Linked DNA regions of Homo sapiens: region 1 is linked to region 2. A link is an interaction called in ENCODE POLR2A ChIA-PET data of the cell type or tissue named here. Cell type or tissue: HepG2. All regions are shown on one strand. Links, peaks and the distances in the headings refer to the core of each region. The heading gives the core; the rest is flanking DNA. Region 1 overlaps RORA (RAR related orphan receptor A). Region 2 overlaps RORA (RAR related orphan receptor A).

Region 1 (16,040 bases), core at 6,975-10,974, 150 kb after region 2:
AAACAGCAGCTCACACAGGTTTGCTGGTTTTTGTCCCCAGCAAGCCCAGGGATTACACTGCTGTTCATAACCAAAAAGACAAATATTTCTGCCCTCAGCTAAGTCCACTGCTTCATTGAACTCACCCATTGCTTTCATTTTTTGTTGTTATTGTTTTGTTTTGTTTTTTGGCAAGAATAGCTCAAAAGTCAACCATTCTTGTGCCTCCTTCCCCTTCTTTGCAATTGCTTCCCTGTGCTCGTTTTTAACCTTTAATATGACTTGGAATATCCCACGGTTGCAAAACCCACTGAATTCCCAACATACCTTCCTTAGTGAACAGACCCCTGCTTAGATTTACCTACACTCCTAGGGCACACATTGCTGTAATAGTTCTTAACGTTTCCAGACAAAAGCAAGGATTCAGATGGACTCTGCTCAAATCCCATCCACAATAAGAGCCTCACATTCCTCTCGCTGACAGCTGATCCCTTATGAACCAAAGCTCTAAACTGTCAACTAGAACATTTTAAGCACAGATCAGAACAAGGAAAGAATGCAGACAGTTATAGATTTCAGGGGTCCCAGGGTATCTGGAGGCAAAGCAACTGGGACCAGTGCACGAAGGGAGAAGGTCCTGGAACAGGTTGTTTGGGACTTTAAAAAAAAATGGCGTGAAAGTGAAAAGAATCTGTCCCTGTCCTTACATGAACCGGCCATCGCTCTTATCCCACCTAGTAAGAGAAGGAGCAGGATCTCAGATCCCATGAGATCCCTGGGGAGATAGTTTCAATGGGGCACCTGCCTGCCAAGTGAAACTCTAGGAGAGGTTCACGGGCACTCACTCCTGACATTCACAGCGCTCTGAAGGTATTCGTCTCCTCTGAATGCACTCCTGGACCTGGCTTCACCTCCTCCTGGCAAATACACAGTGGACGTATCTGAAAGGTCTACCTGCTCACAATGGGCTACATCCCCACTTTAACTCGGAGACTGGGACACCAAGGTTTGTGAAACACTGAGCCTAGTATTTTTCCTCTGTATCAAAAGAACGAATGCCAAAGGATTTTTTCCATTTTTCCTTGCATGTTATTGGAACTGAAAACCTTACTTCTACTTCCCATCCGGGTGACTATTCTTCATGTAGAATTTAACAAGATAAGAAGATGCTTCCTTTTTGCTTTTTTATTTATTTACCTTTTTAGAATCAGGTCTCATTATGTCACCCAGGCTAAAATACTTTTTTGCTTTGTAAACAGAATCCATAACCAAGAGACAAATATTCTCTTACCGTTCAACAATATTAAGTATCTGCAATATACCCATCCTCCCAACTCACCCTTGGACCTAGACAATACAGGATAGGAATTATATTGACCCTGCTTGTGTAGGGACTAGGTTGCTCCTCTTCAGTTACCTATTCAGTTGAATAGCAAGTTACAGCTCATTAACACAGAAAAACATAGGACATTAGTTCATTTCCACTTAAAAATATCCCTACTAAGTAAATCATCATTCGTTTCATCCAAAATACCTACAGAGACACACAATTCACTTATAAAGTTGAATGAGGGGATTAAAAATGAAGAAAAGATTATGTCTCCCATTTAAAAAATATTATAAGTAAAATGCATTTACCAGTAAAACACACTAAAAGGATCTGCAGAAACATCCCTGCTCCATTCATTAATGCAACAAGTATATGCCAAGTGCTATTCATTTCTCAACACCTAAAGGTGAGCCAGGCACAGATCCTGCCCTAAAAAAAACTTAAAGTGTAGTAGGGGAGGTAACTCACATTTACATATAATTCAACTGTAAGTCAGAGTGCGAAAAGTACTATAAGAAAGGTGCAGATTTTTAAAAACTTTATACAATAATAAAATTATAATATAAATGTAAGATATTATTAATTGCATCTGGTAGAGGTCTCCCCTTGAGTTATCCCATCTGAACACAGAGCTAATACGTTGTTATATCCATAGGCGGGATATTTACAACTCCCTTTGTTGGGGTTTTATTCTAGGTGTAATTACCACTAGCAGGACAGGAGCTGGAAGCCAATAGGAAAGGCCGAAGCTGATGCTGATATTTACCTCCCCGTTTTTGGTGTCCCTTGCTTTGAGAAGGCAGGCCCCAACACTGGGTTCCCTCTCACATCCCCCCACCCCACCCCATATTCTGAGTTCCTCCCACCTCTGTTCTGCTCCATCAAAACTTCATTGACAAAGAGCCTCATGGATGCCACTAAAGAGGACAACACATTAACTGGAAATGCTCAGTCTTTCGATCACTTTCCTTACTCCAACCTCCAGTGATACATATTTTAAAAGAGTGTCCTGGAGATGAGTCTTTAGCCAAAAGAAACTCCACCTTAGGAGAAGTGGGGACAACAGAGTCAGGAGTCCTGGATTCTAGTCCCAGATTAGTCACTCAATGTAGTACCCTAGGACAAATCCATTTATGTACCTGAGCCTCCATTTTCTCCATTGTTAGAATTCACCAATAGCAGACTCCCAATGTCCTGAGTATGTAATATGCAATATAAAGCTCTCATGAATTATGCAAATAAATTTAAATACAATCATGAGAGGGAATTTTAGTGAGGTGCAAGGGATCTTTCTGACAGGAACCCTGTCTGTATTACCTTGGGTAGGGTAGGTTTGTCCTGAGGCAAGACCTGTGCCAACAAATGGCATTGAATCCAACCCAACTGGATTGTAATCATTTATACAGTTGTTAGTTGATTTCTTCTTCTGTGTATTAAATCTAAAATATGAAGTCTAATCCAACTTATACTTTATGTAGTCAGGGTTAGGGATGGTATTTTCTATGTAATATCTTACCTCTCTGCTTTAAGGCTAGTTGTGGACAATAGATTTAGTTTTTTTAAAAATTGCTAGATTCCTTCTTTTCTGGTTCCATTTCTGGAAATAGCAACATTAGCAGCACTGAATCAAAGTGGTTCTTCTCACGACTTGTCCCTTGTCCCTTTTTACATTTATCTCCTGTTACGCCAGCACAAATAAAACCATGAACAAGAGTAAACAGCGAATGTTGGGGAAGGAGTTTTCAAAAGCAGACCTTGGTATCACTTTTAAATAGTCCACAGTTCTAAATGAGGCTGCAAGCATCTTGTCTTCCTTCAGTTGACTGCAGGAGAAGATCTGTACTAGATGATGCTGGAAGGTCTTCCTCTATACAGGAAGACGGCTTTCCTCCCACACGGTTTCAGGTGTGCACACATGACACTCGGATGTGACTGTTAGCAGCTGGAAACTTTGAGGTTACCAAGGACCGTAGGAAATGCCATTCTTCTCATTCTGAAGAACTGAATTTGGCCAAATGGTCTTAACCTTTCATAGCCTGATTTCTTTTGTGGTTGTCTTATCGTTCAATTAATTTAAACCAACCATTCCTTCTTTAAAATACAGAAATAATACATGCTGGCTGGAAAAATCTTAAAAAATGCAGTAGTATGTAGAATACAAATCAAAGGAGCTTTTCACTTCCCCTGCATTCCTTAATCCTTCTCTTCTCTTTTGAGGTCAAACTTTTAAATATAACATTTTCTAGGCTACTTTCTGTGCTTTAAATATATGCTTAAATACAGATGCATGTATGTGTGTGCTCACTTGTATTTCTCTTTGCATGTTTTCCTGTGATCATTTCATTTTACTTAATACTATATCATGGATTCATTTCCAAGTCAATATATCTATATTTGGTTACTTTCTAACACTGTTTAGTATTTACAAGGAATAAATAGAAAGGTATGTTACAATATGAAAACTTTATGTCTCAACAAAATCTCAGTGAGCTATTCATATAGGAAAAGAATTTTTTTTTTTTTTGACAGACAGGACAGTATTTTCATTGTTTCTTTTTAAACATACTTTTATTTTAAGTCCAGGGGTACACCTGGTTTGTTACATATGTAAACATGTGTCGGGGGGTTGTTGTACGGAATATTTCATCACTCAGGTATTAAGCCTGATACCCATTAGTTATTCTTCCTAATCTTCTCCTTCCTCCCACCTTCACTGCCTCTTAATAATAATCTGTCATATATTGAGGCTAACCCAGTAAGCAGGAAAGCAGCCCAGCATCTTTAACTCAAGAAACTTGTGAACTTTGGTGAGCCATATGGAGTAAACAACTGTCAGTGATGGTGGATAAGGTCATTTAAGCAGGTGTGTCTAGAAAAGAATGATGCCCCAAACCCCCAAACAATACACTTGAATTTCACCAATAAAAATTCATTCCTTTGGTCTAAACATGGCCAATACTAAGCCTTCTCTTTAAACATGCATATGTGTTTGGGATTAGCAACCATTTAGTTTGTGGGATGCTTTCCTTTCCAGAAACCATGCTTCCATCTGAAAACACTGAGTGTTTCTGGTGAAAGAAGATTCTGACACTAGGGAGAGGCAGACACAAAATAGAGAAGATGTACTGAAGGAAGAAAACAGAAAAAAGTCAAAACAGCAAGGATTCCAAATTAGCCGAAGAATCAGTCCCCTGCCTAGAGATGGCCCCAACTGCTAAGAGGAAAAGTTAACTTCAGGTGAATAACATTATATTTTTTAGAAAGGTAAGTGGTTTCTTTGGTGAACTAGAACAGAGGAAGCAAGTAGAGCAAGCACACCAACACTCCCACTCCTTGTTTACAGCAGACATCACTAATCTATTGTGGCATTCTTGGTACTCCAGGCAGCCACTACCAGTTGACTGCTGTTAGTGCCCAAAATGAAATACAGTTTGTTATTCAGTCATGGGAGTCATCATCTCCATTATTAGCAGCCATGAGTTTGAATTTCACAAGTAGACATGAATTGCATAAGCTTAAAGTTGCTGTCAGCGTTCTTTTTCAGCCAAGTATCTGCAGAGGAGGACACGTCCCAGGGAAAATAGGAGGTCTCTATTAGCTAATGAATTAGGATCCTGCCATACCAGGCTAGAAGTTCCGAATAGGCGAAGGGAGAGCATTGAGTAACCAGCCTCTTAGAGGCTGAGTTGAATGGTCATCTAAATCAACTGTGCTATGGAATAGGATGCATCTCTAGCAGATGCTGGGTACACAGAGTTTTCAAGAATTTAAAAAAGACGTTGCCTTAAAATGTCTTGTTTGGATAGGGCCATTTCTGCATATACACCCCCAAATTAGATTATTTTTAAAAGGTTCTATTATCTAAAAATACTATGTAACATTTTAAAATATAGTAACCATCAAGGAAAACAGAGACTGAATCTAACAGGAAGAGGATGTGAGTGTCAAATTGTTGGATTATATAAGATGGAAAGGTAGGTGCGGGTGAGCCAGCACCTTCCAGATTCCTGAGAGGCAGCAAAGTCAGGGTGCCTGTGCAGAAGTCAGGCCAAAGCTTTTCTCTCTGTGGGAAATCTTCAGCAAACAGCCAGTTCCCTGAGCTCAGGACACACCACATCTACCACCACATTTCAGGAGGCTTACTTGGAGTTTCAGTGTAGAAGTTGTCCTCAAAAAAATTAAGCAAATTAATCTAGAAAGCCTTAACCTGATTTGGCCAGCTTAGTTCAACTGTGTCAGAGGGAGGTTGAGCAAGCCCTTCCAGCTTGTCTGAGATGTGATAATCATTCTCATTCTCTCTCTCTCTCTTAATCACTCGTACATATCCACCCGTGGACAAACACACGTGTACACACACCCCCCTTTACATAACCAACACATGAACACTTACACAACCCTACATACCCTGACACGTGAACAGTTAAACATACTTACAATCACACACACACCCACATACACTCACATACTTACAGCTACGCACACACACGTGCACTTACATGCTTCTATAAAGACTATCCTGTTATCACCCTTCAGAGATGCAGATTCAAATATTGCCCCATACCCCATCATAGTATTTTCTTTCAAAACAAAAACTACTTTCTTTTGACAGAAATCTCCGTCTTTGAAAGGGACACTCTCATAAACATTAGGCCTTGGGGACCGTGTGGAAAATAAGCACACACCTGCTCTGCGGCCGGCCCCTTTATTGCCAAGATGGCATTAGCTTGCTCCTCTGGAGGAATTCTGGCTCAGAACTTTCATAAGTTGGAGACTCAATTATGCTTCTTATGAGTTCCCTAAATTTGGAAATGGAGGTAAATAAGGAAATGCATTAGTCAATGTCCTTCTCAACCTCCTCCCCTACTCATATTTCAATCTTCTCCCCCTGCTTTCTTGGGGTGATTTCTTTGAATTAGTAAAAACTACCGACTGTAGAGGCCAAAAATGAGGCACAATATTGAGATGGGAATAAGGACAGTGGAGGACACAAATGCCAATCTTACTTATGAGTATGACCAGTCTGTGTGGGTAAATCCCCAGGGCATGCAGTTTTTGCGTGGGCTGAGGCAACTCATGTCATGCCAGACTTCACTGAAGAGTGAGCAGTGTTACTGTGAGATACCAAGGAAATAACACACTTTGACGTGAGATCTTTAGATTTTAATTAAAATGCAAATATTAATGTTGTCAATATTGGGGGATTAAAGAGGATATTCCCCATGAATAAGTACTGAGGAAGAAAAAAGACCATGATCTGAAAGTTAAACTGTATGATCTCCCATAAAAGGGGATGGCAGAGATATGCAAAGTCACTTTACTGAGCTTCTGGAAGGCAAAATTTGACTGGAAGCTGCCTGAATTTACAAATCCATCAGAAGGAGGTATGATAATCAAGCATGGCCATGGGAGCAGAGAGAAAAGAGTTATGGAAACAAACGTGGGCAATGGCCTGCTAGGATTTTTCAGGCCTAAGGACCCAATCAGTTGTTCCCAGTGGATGGGAAGTTGAGTTGCCCAACTTATGTGTATCCAACTATCTGCACACAGGTGAGCGGTTAGAATAGGGGCAGAGAGAGAGAGAGAGAGAGAGAGAGAGAGAGAGAGAGAGAAAGAGAAAGGAATGAGATGGGAATGAGGAAAGGAATAAGAAATGAAAAGAGGGCAACAGAGTGGCAGAGTGGGAGGAGAGAGACAGAGAGTGAGATGGAGATGAGAGAGGTGACTCTTAATCCTTCATCAGCCTCTTGAGCTTCTCAGAAGATGAACATCTCTCTGTGCTCAGCAGGATTTTTAGTGTTAATTACAGCTGCTGTTCATTCAATGTGACCCCTAAATCAGTGTTCTCCAACTGAGGTCTTTGAGCCAACAGCATCAGCATCACCTGGAAAATTATTAAAATACAAACCTGAGTCTCTCCCCAGTCCTACTGAATCAGAAACTCTGGAGATGGGGCCTCTCAGTGATTCTGATGCACGATGAAGTTTGGGGACCACTACCCTAAACACAAGCCAACTACCACATCTGGAGCTCCACTGAAAAAACAGCTGGAGAAATCTCTCTTCTTAAATAAACACTGTAATATTCTGATTTTAACACAGGAATGATTATTTTATATATCAGTTTTGAGAGCTTGAGAGATTTGAGTCTGCTCTCTCATCTCTGAACACTGCAAAGACAAGACACGTTTTTGAGTCTGTGGAGCTGAAAGTTTGTCTTTGTAAATAGGAGACAGGCACCAACATAATGGCCCACTGTTAGATTTCTTGGGACCCCGACCTCTCCATGTCCTGCGTGGGTACTTCTCTGTTTTCACACACTTAACAGAAAAGTAGGTTTCCCTGATTTGAGAGAGATCCACACCTTGATAACATGCTGCAGAAAGATACAGTATACTCTTCCAAAAGACTATTCAGCATGGTGTAAATGTAACGGCAATCATGTAGAGACTTTGAAGTGACAGATGGGGCTAGAAATCTCTGTGATACTTTTGGCAATGGCTAACTAAACTGTTTTCCTGCATTTCTAATACATCAATCTGTTATTTGTTTCTAGCCTGCTTTTATTGTTTCATTTTATCTGCTATTTGCACTCAGACTTGACTTGCAGACAACCATGGGCAGCACAGTTGGGTATAAAAGAGAGTTATTTAATGGTGTTATTTAAGGTGTGCACCTTAGCCATGCAGTTTACAAAAGCAAATCTCTGTGAAGTACAAAGCATCAGAGAGCAAAACAACAGTCACTGACATCTCTTCAGAGGAGAGAAAGAAGCTGAGTCACTGAGCCTGCAATTCAAGAGAAGGCAAATATATCACAGAACAAAGAATAAACCTCCACCCTGGGTCACAGGACATCTGCCTCAGAGATGTTCACCAACACAGAAAGATTTGTTGCTTATGATAAAAGACATCTGTGACAAGACATACTGAACAAAGGATTATTTGACCCCTAACTAAACATAGCTGCTGTATAAAAGGTTGTTTTTTTATATAATATTGCCAAACACTATTTCTGTAGCTCTTTTAAGAAGAGGGAGAACAGCAAGTGTTATTAAATCTGTGGTAGACATCATTCTAAACTGTACCTGGGAAAGCATATGACACCTCCATCGTAACTGCCTAATTTGCTACTTAGGGATAGAAACTAATGCTACTTAATTGAAATAAAACCAGATGCGCTGCTGAGAGCCTACCACCTTTAGAATTATGCTAAGCATCACAGGGAAAAAAGGAAAAAAAAAAAACCAAGTTGCACTTCGGCCTCCAGAAGAGACAAGGTAAACAGAAGGTGAGTTCAAAAATGTTTGTATTTAGAGAACTCCATGTGAATTGGAATGTGGCAGGAGAAGCTTTCATAGAAGAGATGAACTTTGCTCAGTGGGTAAAATTTCACAAGGCAGTTTGGCAGGAAACACAAGCAAAGCAGCACAATGGATTCAAGGCTCAGTGGTTTTGAAGATAAAATTCAATCCCTCACTTCCATTTGGGATGAAATATTGGGAAGCAGCAAAAGTGTCACCAGCAGGAAGGTCAACTCACCATTGGAGACAGACTTATTGACTTGACTGGCCAAGCCCAATTTAATCCTCCATCCCCAATTCTAAACACACAGTAGACTAGATGTACCCATGCCCTTCACAACACACGTTTCAGCTGTTACCTCTCCCAATTATCTTGCTTACCTGTCAACTTTAAGGCGTCATCTAGGGATCAAGCAGATGCCTTCAGAAGCCAGGACTGAGTCTAGGGGAGGGGCTGAACAGGTTACAGGGCTGGGGGATTCTCACTAGGGATGTCAGTTCACTGCTGGCTAAGAGTGGGGCCCAGATTCAGTCTTCTCCTTTTTTTCCCCTGGTCCCAAAGTATCCTGGAACAGTGTTTTCTGGTTGGGCTATGAGTTTTCATGGTGGCAATCTCAGTTGGTACAGGAACCTAAGGTAGACGGCAGAGGTGCTAGCAGCATGGCGGGAAGTCAGAGTTATTAAGGAAAATATCCGAAATACAACCCATTCTGTCTCCCTCTTCCAACTAGCAATAATCAGGAAGGCCCTTCAGCTTCAGTAATATTTGAGAAAGGACTCCTGCACCCAGAGGAAAACCTTTGCATAGGCCAGCATTCGGTTTAAGACTTTTGGCCTTGTCCTCTCAGTTCATGAACTCTGATTTGATATTCTGTTACCTGAACAAACTCTGATCTGATATATATTTTTTTCTTCCTGAAAAAGAAGTGCATTGGAGGTATGGTGATTTCCAGAGCATCTCTGAGGAAGTGTAAGTCTGTTTGTGTGGCCCCTGTCTACCATGTATTATAATGATTTATGGGTCTGCCTCGCTGTCCCCTACTAGAGTATCAGCCTCAACACTCTCTACCTTGCTCAGTCTAAAAATTTATACTGGGGAAACATTCAATAAACAGTTATAGGCATCTACGGCCATACCTCCCTGAAGGTGCCCGATCTTGTCTGATCTTGGAAGCTAAGCAGAGCCGAGCCTGGTTAGTACTTCGATAGGAGAATAAATAGATACACCTTGGCTAAAGGAACATAGCGGTGAGAATTCAAGTTCTTGCCACCTTCCCAATGCCTCGAAGACAGAAAACTGAGGTCTTGCTAGACCTTTATTTACCACCGCTCCTTACCACTATGTCCTTTCCTAGAGCCCACCGGTGCAGCTCTTCCTAAATGCCTCAGCATCCAAGTGTACTTTCAGACCTGAACCCCTGCAGTGCCTTTATCCTGGACCATTCTGCTACAACCATTTCATAGCTGTGCATCACTAGAGGGGATGCCAGTGGGTGGTTAGGGAAGGTATCAAATTGCATGGAACAGGAGAGGGTACAATCAGGTGGATCATGTTGTCACTGCTGTTGGACGGTCTCGTGGTCCAACTGCACACAGCCCTTCTGGAAAAGTGATGATGTCTACTTCTACCTATTTCCAGGAAAGGAAGTTCTATAACTTCAGGCAGACAATTCCTATGTCTAAAATTCATTACGTCCCCTAGTAATTGCAGGATGGTGCTCTTGGAAGAGCACCACCTATTGGCAAAAAGACCAATGGAAGGTTAACCTCTAGACTAGTGCTTCTCAGGGTGTGGCCTCTGGACCAGCGGCATGGGCAGTACCTGGGAACTAGGTTAGAAATGCCAGTTCTTGGGTCCCATCCCAGACTGACTGAATCAGAAACTCTGGGCATGGGCTCAGCAATCTGTTTTTAACAAGTCCTCCAAGTGATTCTGATGCTCACTCGTTTCAGAACCCCTGGTCTATAGAATGGGGGCTATAAGCGTCATGTGTATATATCAGTTGTCAATTTAGAATTACCTGTTTGTTTGGCTCAGGTTTCTTCTGTTTATTGCTGCTTGTTAGGAAGAGATATCCCCTGCATTCCATAGATTGTGTGAACTGTCAACTGGAGAGGATGGGATACAATTTTCACAGGCCACTGGGCTCCTGGAAGCTCAGGCTATTTGACTTCGAAGAACTACACACAAGACCCTGATTAATAAATTTGTCAAGAGCTGCTCCTTTTTGTGACAATTCTAGCAGAGACTTCGGTGACAGCCGTCCACTTTTATGGATTTTAACTGAGTAATTAATAGGATAACAGTTACAAGTGCAAGTTAAGTGCGTATTATTTCTCCTGGATTGGGTCATAAATAAGTAATATAGCTTTTGGAAGTGAATGGGAAGAGACGCTTGAAAAGAAAGACCTATTGGGAGCTGAATGAGGGAGTCCAGACTTAATTTGAAGCTCTACCTTCTCATTTTAGTGAAGCAAGCAGTTCCACAAGGGATAAGCCGAGACCGTAGCAGCTTCTGTTTCACTTTGTGCTTCAGCTATAGCCAAACATCGACAATGTACCAAATGGAGACATTTTTGAAACTGTCCTCCTCTCACAGATATTAAAAGCAAAAACAACTCTTCAATATGCCAGAGGTAAGAAGAAAGGAGGAGCATCAGCAAAGACTGAGGAATATTTTACAACACAGTTACACAGACTATTACACTTTTATCTTTTCCCAGATCCCCGGGCTGACTCCTGCCCCAACCACAAATTCCTGGGCTGCTCTAGGATGTAGGGGCCACTCACCTGTTCCAAATCAATTCAGGGCCTCAGGGCCACATCACATCTTTTGTGGGCCCTGGGTGCTTTTGGCTTCACAAGCCCTTTCTCCATAATCAAAAAATAAGTAAAAACTACATTTTATGATATCGTTGGTATTAAGACAAATATAATCCAGGCTGGATTTCATCATTATGTATTCATTATTCTTACATTCATTTTTGTCCTTCTGATTTGAAAAGAAATGAAAATTAAAATAGTTTTGTTGGTCCCTAAAAGTCCTGTGGGCCTGTGGTCGTTTCCTACGACTGCTGGAACAAAGTTCCACTCACTGGTGGCTTACACAGAGGAAGCGCATTGTCTTACAGATCTGGAGGCTGGAAGGCCAAGATCAGGTTGCTGGCAGGGCCATGCTTCCTTTGAAGGTGCTAGGGGAAAATCCATTCCAGTCCTCTGTCCTAGCTTCTCAAAGTCCTCTGTCTTGTGGCAACATAACTCTGATCTTCACAAAGCATTCTCCCTGTGTGCATCTGTCTTCAAATTTCCCCCTTTTATAAGGACACCAGTCATGTCCGATTAGGGGCCCACCCTACTCCATGATGACCTCATTTTAACTTAACTAATTGCTCGGAACAGCCTTATTTTTCAAATAAGGTCACATTCCAAGGTACTGGGGATTATGATTTCAAAATATAAGTTTTGAGGAGGGGGACACAGTCCAACCCATAACCCAGGGCTGTGGCCTTGTATCTAATGAAAAAGTCACTTCTTTCAAGGACGTTCTCTGAGATTCTGAAGGCAACGTAGAAACCCGGGGTCTTCAGTAGCATCAGAAATGTGATAAACACCCAGGGGTGGGGAGAGATACATTTTTGGTTTGGGGCTGGGCGCAGTGGCTCACATCTGTAATCCCAGCACTTTGGGAGGCCCAGGTGGGTGGATCACTTGAACTCAGGCTTGAGACCAGCCTAGGCAACATGGCAAAATCCCATCTCTACAAGAAAACACAAAAATTAGCCAGGCGTGGTGGTGTACACCTGTGGTCCTGCTACTCGAGGGGCTGAGTAGGGAAGATCACTTGATCCCAGGAGGCAGAGGCTATGATGAGCCCTGATCGCACCACTGCACTCCAGGCTGGGTAACACAGCAAGACCTTGTCGCAAAAAAAAAAAAGTTTTTTTTAAAGGAAATACTTCACCACACTTCCAGGAAGATTTTGTGTGGACCAACTCAGTCTGGGGGAAGGTGAACTTCTCTCAATGCCCCACTTCATACAAGTGCCCTGCCTCGGGGACCTCCCAGTCTCTGACTTAGGAGCAAACCTTCCTCCACCTTGAGCTTTTCATCCTGCACATTTACCGCTTGTCTCTGGGAGCTGAGCCCCACTAGGTATTGAGGAAGGAAACGATTTCTTTTTTTAAAGAAATCTGATTTTCATGGAGGCCTTGTACTTCTCGTGCTCTTTTTCCCATGTTAACTTTAGCTTTTTTCCTCTCCTGAAAGAAACACTCAGCTTGCCCCTGGGTCTTAACTGACAATCCAAAACAGAGGAGGAAGAAAGAGAGGTTCCATCCAAAGAAAGAGATTTGTCCATCTCCCCTGGACACCAACCTCTCTTCTCCTCACCTGACTCCTCTCTTCTATTAGAAAGGAGAGAAAGGGAGCGGGGGAAACTGGAAAGGGGACTTGAGATTATCACTCCCTTTTTTTTAGCTTCAGTTTTTTTTAAGTTACTATCAGTCCATGGCAACAAAGGCCTCTGAATTCTTTCTGTCTGTGGCTCAATGGTTTAATTATCAAAGGATTCTATAAACCCCAACAACGTGTGGGCTACCCAGTTCGTTACCCCCCGCACTTCAGAAGAAAAATCACCTCACACAAAAACAGCCAAATAAAGTTGCACAGTCCGAGAAGGCCCATCAAGCGAGAACTGAAACAGTACATGAACTCTGCCTGTCCATTTAAATTGCAAAAGCTCCAGCTCATTCGCAGACACAGAATTCGGTCTGGCAAAACCATTCACAGTCCTGGATGTGAACTGGAGCCTACGACATTAAAGGCACCAAGGACAATGCCAGTGAGGCTGTGTCCAAAGCTGGACTATCTCCATGAAATGGTTCTCTCTGAGCAGGCAGAGGTAAATAACAGTAATTCCTTCGAGAGTGTGCATGCCAGAAATGAAGAGCTTGAAGTTTATGTGGAGGAGCTGTTGAAACCACCCCAGGAAGACTTTTTCTCTCAGCACAAATTATAATAAAAAAATCTCAGTGGCACTCTGAGCTGTAAATCTCTTAGGTTAACTTTTAAAAAAATGTGACATTGTTAGGTACATACGCAGGACCAAATGAGGTATTTCTTTTAACTGTTCTGCTCTTCATAGAGCCTCTCTCTCTCTCTCACAGCTTTGGTGGTTTTATGACCATACTGAAGGAGCTAGCAGAATCCTGTTGCTACCAATAGAGGGTGGGTTGGTTAACCTAACAGACTGACCCAAAAGGTTGGGCAAACCCCAGTGAGAAAGCAGCTGTGGCACTTTTTGAGGCTGTGCAATTGGTTCACCTGTATTTCCCGTGTGGTGTTGAAACAATTGCAAAATATAAGCCTAGGCATTCTTCTTGGGCAGTGGCAATGCTGTGGTTTAGAGTGAATGGACATCCCATGCTCCAAGTCAGTGATAAACCGCTTGAGTTATCCCCAAATCCTCTCCAAATGCTTCAAGCAGCTAATGTTACAACACTGACCATTAACAAATAATGTGGGACAGGAAGAGAAAGTTCAGTGAACCAATGACTCAAATTCAATTCCCAGCCAGAAACTTCATGGTGCACAGAGGACAGTGTCCTAAGGAACAGTGGCTCTTGCTTAATATGACCTTCAGGCTTTCTTTACCTTGCAGGGGCTGCGTGCGCTCCCAGGCTTCTCCTTCCCTCAAAGGAGAAAGACTGTTTACTCTGTTCATATGATCTCTGATGATAAGAGACTCAACAGGCCATGGGCTTCAGGGGTTCTTTCTTGATGCTATGAAAACCAAGATCAGGGGAAAGTGAGATGGGTCTATGCCTCCTTGGGTAAGAGCTTCTAGAGAATGGAATAAAGCAGAGGATAGGGTCAGACAGACTGAAAATTCTCAGAGGGTTGTGTTCCAGGGCAGAGACTGCTGTTGGCTCCTCCCTGTCTGGCCCTGGAAATGTAGAGGTTTACACCTGGGCCATTAGTAAATGCCCCATAATTCCTCATAGCAGATCTAGTTCCCCAACCTTACTGCAGAGGCATGGGAGCCGCACCTCATTGGCCTAATGGACTCCAGGGAGTTGGTCAAGGAGGTGCAGCCCTCTCCCTGGAAATTTAGAGTCTCAGGGAACTTCTCACTGTCTTCATCTCTTCATTATTCAAGTGGGAGGCCTCAACAACCTTGTCTTCTTTCCACACTTCCTGCATGGCCGCATGGCCACAGCTGATCCCCTCACTCGCCTCAAACCAACCGTGCAAATCTCCTTGGGAAGCAACATGCCACTCCCTGCCAAGCCTCCTCTGGACAGCGCCTGCGAGTTCCTTCCCTCTCCACTGGACAAAAGTTTCTCTCACAGCATTTCTGTAACTTCTGAAACCCAACCTCCTCCAAGAAGCCATTCTAGATTGATTAGAGAGAAATGCAAATAATTCCTGTGACTACAACTGGAGATATATCTATATCTATCTATATGTATAGATAGATATATATGTGTATGTATTGGGAGTTATTATCTTCAACAGCCACCAAGTTTCTTGGTGTCTCCTCACTGTCATCCACATTGAATGCTGTTATTCTTTTAAAAAGTGAAAATAACTTCAATGTTTGAGTGATTATAAAAATGTTATATGCTCACTTAAACAGGTAGATATGTAAGTGCAGAAATCTATTCAGAAGAATGTGAAAATCACACAAACCCCACTACACACAGAGTAAACTTTTCTTTATCTGAGAGGTAAAAATGGTATGTGTCTATGGTGTACAACATATTTTGATATATGTATACACAGTCGAATGGCAAAATCACAGCAAGCTGTTTAATATGCATTACCTCACAGACATCATTTTTGTGATGAGAATTCTTAAAATTTCTGATGGCAATTTGTAAGTATTTATTATTATTAATTGTGGTCACTACGATGTTCAATAGATCTCTTGAACTTATTCCTCCCGTCTAATTGAAATTCTATGTCCTTTGATCAATGTCTCCTTGATCCCCCCAAGCCTCAGTCTTTGCTAACACTATTCTCCTCTTTGCTTCTATGAGTTTGACTTTTTAAGATTCCACATATAAGTGAGATCATGTAGTATTTGTCTTTCTGTGCCTAGCTCATTATTTCACTAATGTAATGTCCTCTAGGTCCATCCATGTTGTTGCAAATGACCATGACTTCCTTCTTTTTAAAGTGGAATAAATAGCATTCCATTGTATATTGTGTATATATACCACCTTATCTTTCTCCAGTCATTATTTGATGGACACTTAGGTTGATTTCATATCTTGACTATTGTGAATAATTCTGCAATGAAAATGGGGAGGCAGATACACAGAAACAAGTTATATGATATCCCTATTTATGTAAATGCATTCATTCTATTTTTTTTTTTTTTTTTTTTTTTAGTCTCACTTTGTCACCCAGGCTGGAGTACAGTGGCAC
Region 2 (16,040 bases), core at 5,072-9,071:
CAGCACCAAAACAGCCTCAGGGTTCTCTCCTGTTTGGGCCACTTGGGGTAAGAGATTTGAGGGAACAGTCTGCCCACTTGCTTCTGCATGCTGGTTGATAGCAAGGCCAAAGTTAACAGAAAAATATTTCAAGTGTGTTAATAACAATGCCAGAAATTGCTCACATCTGGCACCTCTTCCATGCTGAAGGGAGTGAACTAAAGAGAAGTGAATGGTTACCTTAATATAATTTACCTTTCTGAGATTCCCTTTCCTCGTGAGTAAGAGGAAAGGGTTAGCCCCGAGCAGTGGTTCCCAAACCTGTCTTATCCTCACAAGAGGATCTTTTACAAAAGAAGATTCCTTGGCCTCCCCTCCTAGGCTTTTGGAAGCAGGATCTGTGCAGGTGTTGCTGGAGAAAGGCATTTATTTTTTAAATGCTTCCCAGATGACTGTGAAGATCAATGACATTTGGGAACCACTAGAGGACTGGAGGACTCTGCGGTCCACCTGGCTCTGACAGGCTAGAACAGAGAGCTTCACAAAGTGAGGCCTAAGGACCAGTTGCATCAGAAACATCTGAGATGCTGTGTAAATACATGCCTTCGTGGGCCTCACCCCAGACTGACAGAATCAAACTCTGTGTGAGACCCAGGGATCCGCCTTCTTAAGACTCTCTGGAGTATGGGTTCTACTCTACAGTTTCAGAACCACTGTTTCAGGCAGGATTTTAGAGCTAACTTATGGCTTATGTGGAAGCAAATCATGTTCATCCATAAGTATAGGGTTTGACTTTATCCAGTTACATTAACATTTCATTGCATTGTTTGGCATGTCACAGAAATCTCCTTTGTTTTAAATGGCATGTAGCTTATAGCAAATGCAAATGTGTAAGTCCAACAGCCATAAAGCAGCCTTCTCTGACTAAGTGTGGCTGCCAACTTCTCAGTGCATTTTTTAAATGCTGATTCATGGCTTAAGACACTTGATTGGGAGGAAGGTGTCTCAGCTCCTATTATAAAAGCACAAAGGTGGTACCTGAATTACCTAGCACACAATAGGCACTTAAGTATTTGCTGAAACAAATTTATTTACTTATTTTCACCCACTGTTCTACAGAAGATTTGAAGTGAGATGAACAAATAAAAAGAAGGAGAAAAAAAACCTTTCCAACAACCGAAAAATGAAAATAACATTCTGTGAAAAAGAGAATACTTCTCATGTGGTGAAAAAAAATCACACTTCTGGGTGGCGCAGTTTGTAAAACGGTTGGCTTCAATAACTGATCTGAAACTTAACCACAAGTCTTCACTTCTGAACCACTGCCTTATTTCTATGATAGAAAGGTTTAAACAGCAGTTTTTCCTTGCTTTTTATTTTTTTTCTTCTTTTTCATGAAACGCTGCAATTTCATCTTTCTAATAGGAACACGTAAGCACTATTATCCTTTACAAGCCTGGTGATTATTTGTCATTATTATTACCCTGGTTATTCTAGCTCAGATCAGCTTTGACTTCTTCAGCAATGCAAAATTCATATAAACGTGCATTCTTATACCTCTGTGTAGCACCAGGAACAAATAACATTTAAGCAAATAGGAAGATCTATATTCATTCCTCAGATTCCGACACAGAAATCAGATTGTTTTACCATTGTTTCACACTTGTTATAACACCAAAATCCAAATCCACAATCCACTTGTATTATCTATTTATCCTAAAAAATATGCAAATGAATGCTTGTCGCTACCTCATGCAGAGTTTCTGACATATCCTCTATCTTATTTTTTAGGCAAACTGTATATACTTAAGTGAACCAAATGATCTAACCATAAATCTTCAGAAACCAAGGGGTTAATAGTTTTTTTCATCCATGTTTAAAATTGTTTTATTACCCCCCAAAAGCTACTGTAGTTTACTTTTTTACTAAATGTTTATCATTTTTGAAAAAGAAAAGCTCTAGATTTAAAAAGGGGAAACGCTGAATTTAGCTCATCAAATGACGACCTCTTTTTAAAAGATATTCAAGGGTTGGGAATTAGAATGGAGTTTGAAACTTAAAAAAATACGAGGATTACTAAAAATGTCATAACAATTGTTGACTCACAAACCAAATTTCACTTAAATTTAATATTGAGCCAAACAGCAAATAAATCAGCTTTAAGTTAAAAATTTTTTTTCCTTTACTTCCTGCCAAGCAAACTTTTAAAATTCAGTATCCCTTCCACAGTTACATTTCTGATAACCATGAAGAACAACGAGTTAAACTTTTGAATCTGGAATAGAAATGTCTCATTCCAATTAAGAAAATAACTACAACCTTTGACCTTCCCACTAGCCTGATGGGAAATTCACTGGCACCATTATGGGTTTAGCCGTCCATGTGCAAGTAACCACTAGAGGGCAGCCTTATCTCATATCTGACATGCGGCAGAAAAATACCTGAAATGCTTCTAATGTTCCTTTAATTATTTTTGTAGTATCTTTGATTTTCCTGGATACTTAATAATCAACTTCAAATGGAACTAAAAGTATTCCTAAACAGTTCAAAAGTCCACTTTCACAAACAATGATATCACAAAGACTGGTGGTGAGAGGTGCTAGAGATACAGCTAGCTGATGTTATCTTTAAAATTTTAAAACAAAAGTTTTTCATCTTTAAGTCATGGCTGCCTCTTTACTATGTGCTGGGTTAAGTGCCAAGTCAATTATATCACAACTGGCACTTGGGGTCCATCTTTGGCATTAAAATTTCAAGTGGTTCTAGGCAAACTGAAGTGTGTTTGAGGAAGAAACTGACCAAGATTGTGGGAAGGCAGAACCACACTTACAGCAAAAAGGACTGGAGAGGGACAGCAGATATTACGTATTAGAGGGGTGTGTGTGTGTGTGTGCGTGTGCATGTGTGTGTTACAGTACTAGTCTTCAAATGACTTACAGTCTTTCATTTGAAAGATGGATTAAATGTGTTCTGCACAGCCCCAAAGGAAAGGATCAGAATTAAGGGATTAAAAGTACAAAGGAGAGAGTTATGCTTGATATAAAAAGACTTTTCTAATTCAAGATGGAGTAACCTACCTTTAAAGATAGTGAGTTCCCCATCGTTGGAGGTGTTCCAGCATAACCAGATAACTACTTGGCAGAAATATTGTGGGCAGGGTCCAAATCCCAGTGAGACATTCATCTGAGTGACTTTAAAGGTTTCGTCTGAGACTGAAATAATCCTTATTTGCTTTCAGACAAACACACCTTAATCCAGCAGTCATTAAGGCCATTCCCCACTAAGTGAGAAATGAGATTTTTCAGATCTACTTGAAAACTTTTAGACTTCACGTGATTTTCTAAAAGACAAACGATTTCTCAAGAATAGATCTACAATCATGCCCCTAAGCTGTCATGAAAACAAACACGACAGCACTCACAAGCACGAGAATTCGTAAGCTTTATACTACACAAAGTCATATTAAAATTAGAAGATGCATTTGTGAATGTTCCCTTTGCCTAAGGATAAGTGGAACATATAGATATATCTCTCAATTCTATCATAATGGCGATTGGTTACACAGGTTAGCTGTACTTCATGGTATTCTGTATTCTTGGGGAAAATAATGCTTATATTTCACTCATATCCTCTTAAAACAAGCAGACTTAATGAAAATCATGGTTGAAGAGAGCTAATGATAAGCAAATAAGAATAACCCCATTTGTACCAAACTGATTTTATTAAATAGTAATTTAAAGATATTAGGCTCAGCAAAGCATTACATAATTGGATCTATTTTTTTCCCATATAAATGCCAGAGTTATAATTTCCACTAACTAGAGACAAAGTTATATCCAGGACGTTTTTCACAGCTTCCTCCAGGGGAGGCATGAAGATAGAAATTAGGGTTGTAGTTCTTGTTTCACGTTATCAGATGGAAAAGCTAGGCTATAACGCAACCTCTGTGAGCCTCAGTTTCTTCATCAGTCACTGATGGGACTATCAGTGACTCTCTATGGAGGATTAAATGATGTAAGAGTGTTTGTAAACCATAAAGCACAAAATAAATATAGATTAGCATCATCTCCCTATTTGTTTATGAAATGCCTAGTAAACTTCAGAAGCAGTAACATTTTAAAAAATGAAATAACTGGAAAACCTAGGGAATAATCTTGACATTATTTTTTATACCCACAGGAGCAAAGATTTTTAAAGTTATCGTATTATCTCCTGAAAATATGATGAGGGCTAACAAATTTCATTCCAAAAAGAAAATCCAGAAACAAAAGATTTCAGCTGCTTCCTTGCATTTTGCCCATTGGATAGTATATGCTATTATCCATCTATTTAGACCTCCTATCTCTTGACAATTAACAGAAAAATCATGTTCTATCATGTCACACAAAATACTGACGGATAGAAAAAGCTCTGACTACGACTCTCTCAGTTCATGAATCAAAAGGTTGGGATGGAAGGGAGTTATCTTCAGTAGAATAGCTAGATGGGGGAGACAGAACTTGTAAATCATTCCTCAGAGGGTCTGTATGTGGTCTTTGAGATACTATCAAATGTCAATTCACACCTGACTTGTCACTGGTGGATGGCTCCAAAAAAACTGTTTTTTAAGTAGAGAAACATAAAAGTGGTGTAGCTGCTGACTCTGAGTGTCTAATTATGGCTTTAAAATTATTAAATATGAAATACATAAAGGCAGCCTTGATTTCTTACTAATAAGTGCTGTAAATAGTAAAAATGAATGCAGAAAACATTTCCATGACAGAGTATTCTTAGGAAATTTGTTCCACATAAGGGGTTTTGTTGATCCCTATAATAATTTAAGAGATTTTTAAGAAAACTGAACCCTACATCTACCTCTGCAAATCTATTCATCCATCCATCCATCCATCCATCCATCCATCCAGTAACTTTTCTCCAGTAAGTGGCCATTTATAAATATTATTTTCCTAGATACCCCAGAGCAAATAAGAAAGTGGTTGGGTGCTATTGTAGGTGCTTTGCAATTATCACCTTGCTGATCTCATCCACTTTTATTGTGTCTCACTTGAGTGGGAGGGAAAGATAGGAGAAAAAGGAGACTAATGAGAATTATTAATATATTTACAAGTGTATCTACTACATATTAAAGAGCTAAGGTTTAGATGACATACTGTATATTTCTAAATGACTATTTCTGTTTAGAAATTACATTATTTCATGACTGGGCAGCATTAAATAAATTATATGGTTCTCAATTCAAATCGTGGGCAAAAGGGTTTACTTGTGCATGCTGCTGCTTTGTATCTCAAGTAACGTGATTGAAATATATAAAATCAAGAGGCTGCCCATGAAAATGGTGCTTTTAAAATACTCTCTACTTCATGGAGGGTCCAGGCTTCTCCCTCCTCCCATGGACAAATGGATTCAGAAATCCTCTTTGTCTTTAAAAGAACTGATCCCTTCTTGCCAGATAAGCATTCTGCTCAGTAGTGGCAACCATTTGGGTTTTCTCTTTTCAAGATCCAGCCATCACCTTCTCCCAATCCTTCCCATCACAAGTAACAAAAATGGTACAAAAATCCCAGTGAAGGGATACCAGGCAATGGGTCCTTACAGTGAGATCAGAGATCGAATTCTAATTTCATTTCGTAGAAAGAAAGGCCAAGTTCTTCAAAACTACAGAATCGTATTTATTACAGTTGGACATACTACCAACACATACAGTATTTTCAAAGTGGTGAGGAGTCTTGCATTTGCACATGAATCAGGCCGGACGAAGAATCTACGGGCCAGAAATTCCCTTTAAGCCTCCCTGTGCTCTTATAACTCCATTTGCACAAACACAGGCTGAGCACTCATATGAAGCAAAGGGGTATATCATCTACTGAAACTGATGAACGTCTTACATTTCCTTTCAGTACTCCGCTGCCGCGTGACATCTGGCCAATGCACTTTTATGATGAGCAGAACAAGTGCTCCCCCGATTATAAATGTTATAGCTGGCTCTCTCCCTTTGCCCAAGAAGCAATCCAAATGGTATTGGAATTTTGTTGTTAATTAAACAAAAGCAAAATTGAAGGATGAGACTAGAGTTACTCAAATGAAGATTTATTACATTTGAGCATGAAACTAAGCCTAAACTTATTTGACAACTAATGCAGAGGAAGGATTTTCTTCTTTGGTGAGTTCAAAGGGCCTGATTTACTGATGTTTAAAAAACATCAGTAAATCAGCCAACAAAGAGAATCTTTCTTTTATGGTGGCTTGTTCTCTCCTCCCTTGTCCACATGCATCCACATACCAAAAAGCTATATTGTAAACAGTATTTCTGTTTTGCACGAAAAATCTAGTTATACAAACTGTCTTACACATGGAACCAATTTAACTATTAAAACTGAGAAGCAATAGGGAAGTATTTAATAAGATTCTAAGCCAGTTTTTTCCTCTAAATCTGATATGGAAACATTTACAGCATTCCTCACTTCCCCACAAACTATTTTCTCTTTCAGCTTAAGTTTGCACCAAAGCAAGATAATCCCATTAAAATTCAGGATATTATGATATTGGGAGTGAAATATTCTAATTGTTCAGATGCATTCTCTCTCCCTCTTCCTCTATCTCTCTCTCTCTCTCTCTCTCTCTTTCAGGCAGCTGAGTTTATAGAAAAATTGCATTGCCAGTACTTCTGAGGCACTTTTTTCAAAGCACAATACTATGAAACTATTATTTTATGGCAGACAGAGGTCACTCCAAGTGTGGGGGTAGCGTGTGTGATTCTTATTATTCTATTAGCAAGGGACAGTATGGAACTTCACTTTGTAGAATTACAAAAGCAAAAGCCTATGTACTAGGAAACATCAACTTTAAATCAAAATATTAAAACGTACTTTCCTTTTTTTTGGTGGGTCGTTACTGTTCATTAGGGGAGAAAGCAGTTTAAAATGTCTCAGCCTCTCGCCTTTCCTCCAATCAACACAAAGTATATTAGACAAAGTGGATAAAGACTGGCATTGACATCTTCCAAATAGCAAAATCAATTTTATAATTTAAAGACAAAAAATGCTTTAACTGCAGAGGGCATTTAAGACGTTTCACACTTACAGGGCTAATGAAATGCAGGACTAGCATAAAAGTTTTTTGGGGGGGTGGGGGAGAATAGATTTTTTAACATAAGAAGTCGATAAGAAATCTTAATAATTTTTCCTCCCAAATAATTTTAAGTGCTTAAGAGCGCGGATCACGGGAGGTTTCCTCTCTTTTACTTATATGAATTACATATTCTAAAAATGATTAAATCCCATTCCCCTCAAGCCACAGGGGAAAAGAGAAAATTTGCTGTGGGCACATTATATAGAAAGATTTCATCTCAAGCAGCTCATCTTAACGTCCAGTACGTTTCGGCCTGTTAATAATTAATAAAAGAGATGCCACCCAATCTCTAGTGAAGAAAGGCAAAGCTCGGTGATCCGAAAGTAAACCCAGCGCAGATACCGAACTGGTGTCCTTCATTCCAGATTGCAACACAACCCCAAACTAGCAAACGTTTAACAGGCGCTTGGCACCCGCACCGGTGGCTAGGACCCGCAGGACAGTCTGGGTCTGCACAATTGCTGCGCATTAGGGAAGCCGCGTCCGCCGCAAACAGATGGGGCTCTAAATCCCCAAGCCTGGCGGCCGGGCCTGCGAAGCAGCTCGGGCAGATTATCCACGGCGAGGAACCTGCGGGCGCACAAGCGGGCGGCGGGCGGCGGGCGGCGTGCTGCGGGCTGAGTTTCTCCGGAGCTGTTTGCAACCGTCCCAAGAGCGAGTCTCGGTTTCTCCGGCAGCACGGGCGACTTCCTGAACACCTCCAAACTTTAGCTTTCCCATCAGAAAGTTCCCTGACTTGCCACGGTTTCTCTCCTTCTCACCTGAGAGGACCTAGAGCCAGTCCTCCCTCCAACCAAATCCCCCTCCCCTCCCGCCCCCGGCCCGGCTACGGAGTCCTGATGAGGGCGGAAGGCCGGGCCGCCCGGCAGGATTGGCCGCGACTAACCCGCGCCCGTCGGCCCTCACCACGGTCTAACCTCCGCCCCTGCCCGCGGATCCCGTGGGCTGCCGAGTTCCTCCCCACCTCCATCCACCAGCCAAAGTGTCAAGCGGGGTGCGCCGCGGCTCCCTGGGCCGCCCAGAGCGTCTTGGCACGCTCGAGGCGCCCGTCTCGCTCCGGCCCGCGCGCTTTCGGAAGTGGCCGCGGCGGGACACAGCGCGGGACACAGCGCGGACCTGCGGCACTTGCCCGGCCGGCGGCCGCTGAGGCGCTCGGGGACGCAGGGGCAGGGCGCAAGGCCTGGGGCGCTGACCAGTCCCCGGGGATGACATCGCGACAACGCGCACGCACGGCCCTGCCCGGCCGCGGCGCCTCCCCGACCTAGGCCGGAGCTGTCCCGGGTGCGGGCCCTGGGGACCGGCCGCGGGCGTCCCCGGCTTCCTCTGAACTCCGCAGACCCTCCCCTTCCTTTCCGAAGCGCGGCGACTCCCGGCAAACTTTCTTTTGGGAGACCCGCCCGGTGCCAAGCGGACCCAAGAGACTGACAGGAGCCGGAGGGGGCAGCAGAGGGGGATCCACCCCGTGCGCCTTTGCCCCCCAATCGGAGGCAGGCCGATCCCGTGGCCGGGCTCAGGTGGCGCCGCGGCGGTGGCCCAGAAGGCCCTGGCAGGGCCCCCGCGCCGAGCCCCGGGCAGTACGTGCGTTCGGGCAGGCGCGCCCACCCCTCCCCCTGCGCGCCCTCCTCCCCGCCCCCCGGAGCCGCCAGCCCACCCGGCCCCGGCGGGGCGCCCGGGCTCACCTTTCATCGCTGCGATCACAAAATACATCATTTAAGCCGCGGTGCGGAGAGCGCAGGGAGAGCGGATGGTCCGACCCCGGAGCCCCCTCTGCCGCCGCCGCGCCGCCGCCGCCCGAGCCACAGCAGCAGCTGCCGCAGCTGCCCGCCCGCCGAGAGCCATCCCGAGCCATAAGAGGCTCCATGTGACCGGCTGACATCACGGCCGCCGCTCTGTTTACACCGCGCCCCTCCGCTTCCTCCCGGGGCGGGAGGCGGGAGGCGGGAGGCGGGAGGCAGGCGCGCCCCAGCGCCGCGCCCCGCCCCGCCCCCGCGGGCAGGTGAGTAGCAGCGGCGGCTCTGCTGGCCCACCCCGGCCGGGCCTGCCCTCCCGCGCCCCGGGCCCTCGCCCGGGCGCCCGCCTTCCCCTCGCCTTCGGGATCACCTGTGGCCGCCGGTCGCTTTTCTGCACGCAGCGCCCCGCGGAACGCGCCTCTGACCACTTTCTGCCCCCACTCGGTGGGGCAAGAGGCTCGCAACCCGACGCCACTCTCCCGCTGGCTTGCCGGAGCACTCGGGGGCGATAAATGCGCCAGCTCGTTGGTGGAAAAGACAGGTTTGGTCTGGGGAGCTACGGTCACCCGCATTTCCTAGAGTGCCCCAGCTCTAATCGGAAGGTACGGCCCACTTCTGGGCCGTGGAGAACGAAGCCACTGGGACCGTCCGGGGAGTGGAGTAAGCTCCTCCGAAGTCTTTCTGGAGAGACTCGGCCTGGGCGGGGGAACTCCGCCCACCCAACCCTTGGCAACCCTTGGATATTGGCAGTTATACCAATAACCAAGGTCCTGGTCTACACCTGTCCCCCCCAACCCCCTTCCCCGCGTCCAAGACCACTGATACCTGCAAGGAAAGCCGGAAATTGTATGTGAATCACCTAAATGAACTCCAGTTGCCAGCTGATTTGAGCCGCTAAATTCCCAGGCTCTTCCATATCTCTCCAGAGAACCCATCTACAAGTAGGAAAAGCTATCGTTTTCATACCCTAAAAATGAAACACTGTGGTAATTCTGACAGAAAATAAAGACCTCTGAAGGTGAACTTTGTACATTTTAACATGCGACTAAGACTTAATTCCCTCTAAACTTTGAAGCTTAATTCTTCTTACTGTCCTTACGGAACTGTAAATCATGACGTTATTATTTTACAGGTCAATCTCTTTACAATGAATTTCAGATGCTACATACCCAGAGTCTGCATTGTTTAAAACTTTGGTCAGGGTGTCTATAGTACCGAGCATAACAGAAAAAAATTCTGAAAAGCCAAGTTTGCGTACCTATTGCGGTTCCTTCACGAAATTTCATTCTGCTTGCTTTTCTGTTGGTCTGTTGCCACGCACAACTTAAAATATCAGATGGCTATTAGCTGTTGCATTCATGATGATTAAGCAAGGATAATTCTAGCATATTTTTTTCTCCATGTAAGTGAGTTGCTCTTGCCCCTGAGTTGGGCCACAATTTAAAACACAAGCAAATAATCAGCACCGTAGAAAACAAGGATTCATACACTCCCTCCCCAGCCCCCTTTCAAGGCAAAATTGAGTCTTCCAAACATTTATACAGCGCTCTGATTTAGAAGGTCAATAAAGTTCGTTGTCCTTCAGTCAAGCCATGGCTTTATAAAAGTTTGATTTCAGATAAATTCATTCTAATACAGCTTTTTTTCTTAAAGATTTTTCCCCCAAAAAAAACTACAAAGAAAAGAAATTATAAAAATGTGAACCCAAGACCTACCCATGTTAACTCAGCTGTCCAGCCATAGCAAAGTGGACAAGAGTTTCAAATGAATCAGCCATACCCACTGTAATGTTTACAATTATGAAATTAAATCACACCACGTTCCTATGATGCAACTATATCTCCCAATGAGGCAACGCCCCTCAGTTACACTGACACCATCATTCACATTTGGTTATTGATTTCCCTTGTGCTAACGACTAATGCCAAGCTATCCTATAAGCAGGTCCCAGGTACAATTTTCTTTCTTTTGTATCGTTAAAGGATGGAAAACCATCGGAGACTGCATCCTCGGAAGTATGTTCTTCCCTACTCAATGCAAGTGAACCCAGATATACAACTCGGATGATTCACAATGCTACTTTAAAACAGTATCCTGCTTTAGAAAACAATGTTTTCAAAAGAACCAAATCTATTAGCTCTAGCGTGCCTTGTGAGACATCTGACTCCAAGGTGAATAATCTGACATCACTAGTAATCAGTATTTATTTCCAGATCATTTCAAATGAAATCAGTCATTGGGAACAACATGTAACATGACATCTGCTCCTGCAGTTATAAGTAGAATCATTCATTCTATAGATATGTCCCCAATAGAAATATAATCTCAAGTACTTATCTGAAATATTTACACATTTATTCAACAAAGACATTTCCAGAATAATGTAATACTGACCTTGCCCTTTGGAGATGTACTTCATTCACTTCCTACAACTAATGAGCAACAGAATTTCAGATATGAAGTCCTAACCTTCCAATGTAGCTAGATGCTATTTGTAATACATGCCTCTATTAAATGTCTTCAGCTTTTAACCCAGGTTATATTACTGTTCTTTATATTAACACAAAGCTCTTTGAGAGTAAAAACTATAGGCTGTTTTTTTTTTTTAACCACTCAAAATGCACATTTTCTATGACATTATAAGGCCCCAACCAAACAAATCAGTCAGGAGTAAAAGGGAACATCTCCCATATTGAAGGGACATCTCCCTTCAATAATACCAAATTGGAGCCATAAATGATACATTTTAGCACAAACTTTTACCCACTGTATATTAAAATACAATCATGTAAAAGCCGGGCATGGTGGCTCATGCCTGTAATCCCAGCACTTTGAGAGGTCAAGGCGGGTGGATCACTTGAGGTCAGGAGTTCAAGACCAACCTGGGCAACATGGTGAAACCCCATCTCTACAAAAATACAAAAATTAGCCAGGCGTGGTGGTGCTTGCCTGTAATCCCAGCTACTACTCGCGAGGCTGAGGCATAAGAATTACTTGAACCCAGGAAGTTGAGGTTGCAGTGAGCTGAGATCACACCACTGCACTCCAGCCTGGGCGACAGAGCAATAATCTGTCTCAAGGAAAAAAAAAAATACAATCAAGTAGAAATACAATAAAATATTAAAATGCAATAAATATGTAGGAATAATCGTTTGGATTTTATTAAATAAATGCTTATGAGTACCGACTGAGGGAGAACACAGTGCTAAGGAACATATTCTTTCTTTTTCTTTTTACCAAGTGTTCTGAAAAAAAAAAAAAAGTAAAGTAATATTGCTTACATGAAGATAATTAAACAGAATGGGACTTCTTTACCAGGAATGGGAGTTTGTTATATATTAATTTGCAGCTCAAAGGTTTCTGTTGACTAATCTCAGAAAAAGAAGGCACACAACATACTTATAAACACATGTAACTCATCTCAGAGTCTCCCAGGATGGTCACAGCCCCACGTGGTGTTCCTGTGTGCTGGGTTCCACACTGAGTCTGCCACACAGTAAGAAAGTAGAGAGACACTTCTAATGCCAAGTTGTTCCCAAAAACACCTAGGGGAAAAGATGGGTGCATTTTTGCAGGAGTCTAGACGGTAGTATCACTAGTAAATTGGTGCCAGTCTTCCTATGTTACAGTTTAAATAAATGATACTTGACTTTATGAGCGTATATTTTGTTTTTCACCACACAAGTTCTGATCTCATAATTTGCCACCCCAAATCACAGATATAATGCTATTGGGGAGAATGACAAACCAGTGGACTGGCAAACTTATCCCGAATCTGCAAGTGGCTCCTAGGACAAAGGTGATTTCAAAGTTTGCTGATGCATGTGAGGCACAGCATTTTGGTTTTGTCTCACCCAGGCCCTGCGTCTCTCTCTCCAGTGTGCGTCTGCTTGCTAATTCAATTAATTTTGTTATAGCTGAACAAGAAAGGGATCAGTGAAAGGTTAATGTGGTCCTAGGCAGCTTGATTCAATGGAATCCTTAGCCACCACTGCACTGTGACCTTTAGGAGTTGAGCCATTCTGGTTGACATAGAGCCAGGGGACCAAGTTTCCTATAAACACAATAGGGTCAGACCCAGAGAGTTCTAAAGCAAGGATACTTGGGAAGCTATGGACACATCACAAACTAACCTAGAAGAGATCACAGCCTTGCTTAAATATGAGTCCAGAAGGAGCCAGTTTCTCATAAAGGAACACTTACAAATGGAGTAACACTGGTGAGACCCAGAAGCCAACAGTAAGACAAGGAACTCTGCTGTTTATGAGTATAAAGGGGGACGGGACAAGTGGATTAATGTGGTTTATCTGCCTTATTCATGATTTTAAAATGAATATAGATGTAGATTGAAATATGCATGTATGTATACATATGCATAGTTCATGAAATATCGTGAAATAGACTACATTTGGGTGGCAAGAGACACCTACACTTTTACACACTCACACCCACCCACACACACATACACATATTTCTCATAATCAGCCACACTTACTGAGTAGGTATTATGCTGACACTGTGATGGATAATCAAACAAGAATAAGACAGTAGCCCTGATTTTGAGAAGGTCACAAATCAGCTGACCTGTGCTCTGAAAACTGTAGAGTTCCGTGAGTCGGTCCAAACATTCCTAAAGGTGTAACATGTCTGGTTGCCCATTGAAAAGATGTTTGCGCAGCACTGTGCCACTCACTAACAGTTGATAGATGACTGCAAATCATTAGTGTGGCTATTAGTGTAATGGGATGTTGGAGGTGAAAGATTTGACTAAATGGAGACAATGGTGCAGGGCTTCTGGGATTTCTGGAACCATATATTTCATACACCTATTAGGAAATTCAGAGGACTGGCTTATGTTTTGTAATCACCACAATAAGGAAAAGGGTAAAGTTCACAGGCATACAGAGCTGAGCAACCTCCACAGAATAGGTGGGTGGCAGGTGCCTCACTACACACACACCAGTCAAGGCAGGAAGGGGAGAAATGCAAACCAAGGCCAAGAGGGACCTCCATTCCTTTATGTCCCCATGCTGTGTCCTCACCCCATTCCTATACCTGGCAGTGGTACAGGAGATACACACACACACACACACACACACACACACACACACAACATATATATATATATATATATATACACATATATATATATATATACACATATATATATATATATATATACATACATATATATACATATATATATATATATGTAAGCAAACACAAGAAATACAAGTGAACTCAGAATCTGGAATCCTGGGTCCAGGATAGTTTCACACTTGTCATTAGCTTTCTACATCACATCGGGCAAGCCATTTTACCTTTCAGGACACCAGGCCCCTCAACTGTAGCCTGATGGAGTAGGAACTGACTGCAACGGGCCCCTACCACTCGAACATCCTGTGACTGCTTTCAGAATCATTCCCCATCCACTTTTCGGGAACACTTTCTTCCCTTTCTCTATGCTGTGCCGTATCTGCTTACTTCTCCAAGAAGCCTTCTTTGTTTGCTTGAACTCCATGGTATGGTGGAATGGGCTTTGGCATTAGATGAAGTTGGGCTCAAAACCAACCTACATCCCACTCACTAGCTGTATGAGCTTGAGCAAACCTTTGTTTCACCATACGTCAAATAAGGAGAGTAGAGCCTTGTAGGGCCACTAGGAGGATTAAACAGTATACAGAAAGGAAAAAGTGATATCTCTCAGTAGAGCTTACAAGTGGAACTGCCATCACCACCCCATCAGCCCTTACATTGTTACACACACAGCACCTGTGCCTGACATAAAATGTTAACCCTTAATCAAAATTTGTTGAAATGTTTCTCCGCATGCACTTTTGCTGAGCGTTCTACAATTTTGAAACTCGTGTGTGTGTGTCATGTATATAAAACAAGTATAGTTGACCCTTGAACAACACAGATTTGACATGTGTAGGTTCACTTATGTGAGAATTTTCTTCCGCTTCTGCCACCCCTGAGACAGTAAGACTAACCCTTTTTTCCTCCTCAGCCTACTCACTGTGAAGACAATAAGGATGAAGACCTTTATGACAATCCACTTCCACTTAATGAATAGTAAGCATAATTTCTCTTCCTTATGATTTTCTTCATAACATTTTATTTTTTCTACGTTACTTTATTGTAAGAATACAATATATAATACATATAACATACAAAATATATGTTAATTGATTGCCTATTTTATTGGCAAGGCTTCTAGTCAACAGTAGGCTATTAGTAGTTAAGTTATGGGGGATTCAAAAGTTATATGCAGATTTTTTACTACAAGGGGGTCAGCACTTTTAAACCCTACATTGTTCAGGGATCAACTGTATTTATTAAGCACCTGCTAAGTATTGAGGACACAAAGATGGATAAGAATTAAATTGTCCATTGGCCTAAGAGGCCCTGTGGTCTAGCAGGCTTTTTATGTCTTATTTCCTATAGGAGAGAAAGTTCTCATCCAATGAGCAATGACTAAACACCTTCTGTGTGCATTACACTGTGCTAGTATGTCGAGAGGAAAGGACAAAAATCAAGGTATCAGTCTATCCTCCAAGGAGCTTGCAATCTAGTAGGAAAATAAACGCAATGCTTATAATGTAAGGCAGAATGTGTGGCACATACTCGAAGTGTTCCAGAAATAAAGTGCCATGTAAGTCAAGAATAAGAGTGGTTACTATGTGCGGGGTTCATCTGAAACTTTAAGAGAAGGAGGACTTCATGAAGGATATTTGAGCTAGACCTTGAAGGCCAAATCACATCTTGGTGGATAGAAGTAAAAATGAAGAGCCTCTTAGAAGGACGATAGAACACAGTTGTAAAAGTACAGGCTGGGTGCTGTGGCTCACGCCTGTAATCCCAGCACTTTGGGAGGCCAAGGTGGGCAGATCACCTGAGGTCAGGAGATTGAGACCAGCCTGGCCAACATGGCGAAACCCCATCTCTACTAAAAATACAAAAATTAGCCAGCTGTGGTGGCAGGTGCCTGTAATCTCAGCTACTTGGGAGGCTGAGGCAGGAGAATCACTTGAATCCGGGAGGCGGAGGCTGCAGTGAGCTGAGATCGTGTCACTGCACTCCAGCCTGGGCGACAGAGCAAGACTCTGTCTTAAAAAAGTAAAGAAAATAAAAGAACACAGTTGTAAAAGTACGAGACAGAAAATGCATTTCTCACTCAAGGAAACTAATAACGAGCATTTA

What was found. ChIA-PET counts read pairs that join two places held together with the same protein. Peaks named below come from ENCODE experiments on the same cell type or tissue, not always from the same donor. Only the 100,000 strongest peaks of a DNase experiment are listed, where the experiment ranks them.
Region 1: POLR2A ChIA-PET joins it to region 2 with 7 read pairs; 5 of 35 experiments call an interaction of 5 or more read pairs at or near these places.

What each region holds. Positions count from the first base shown.
Region 1 is chr15:60,727,038-60,743,077 of GRCh38, forward strand. All of the region lies in intron 1 of RORA (RAR related orphan receptor A), which reads right to left. It also overlaps the pseudogene RNA5SP397. Among named protein-coding and RNA genes, the nearest start is that of RORA-AS4, 29 kb to the right of the region's middle. RefSeq lists a silencer at 8,533-8,827. In HepG2, for the core only: no CTCF peak of the experiment used is centred there; DNase peaks (open chromatin) are centred at 8,024 and 8,664.
Region 2 is chr15:60,583,601-60,599,640 of GRCh38, forward strand. All of the region lies in intron 2 of RORA (RAR related orphan receptor A), which reads right to left. It overlaps RORA-AS1 (RORA antisense RNA 1), which reads left to right. Exons shown (of 6, transcript NR_120342.1): 4 at 14,848-14,912. Among named protein-coding and RNA genes, the nearest start is that of RORA-AS2, 90 kb to the right of the region's middle. RefSeq lists an enhancer at 1,439-1,488 and silencers at 8,074-8,193, 8,224-9,273. In HepG2, for the core only: no CTCF peak of the experiment used is centred there; DNase peaks (open chromatin) are centred at 7,441 and 8,991; H3K4me3 peaks cover 2,878 bases.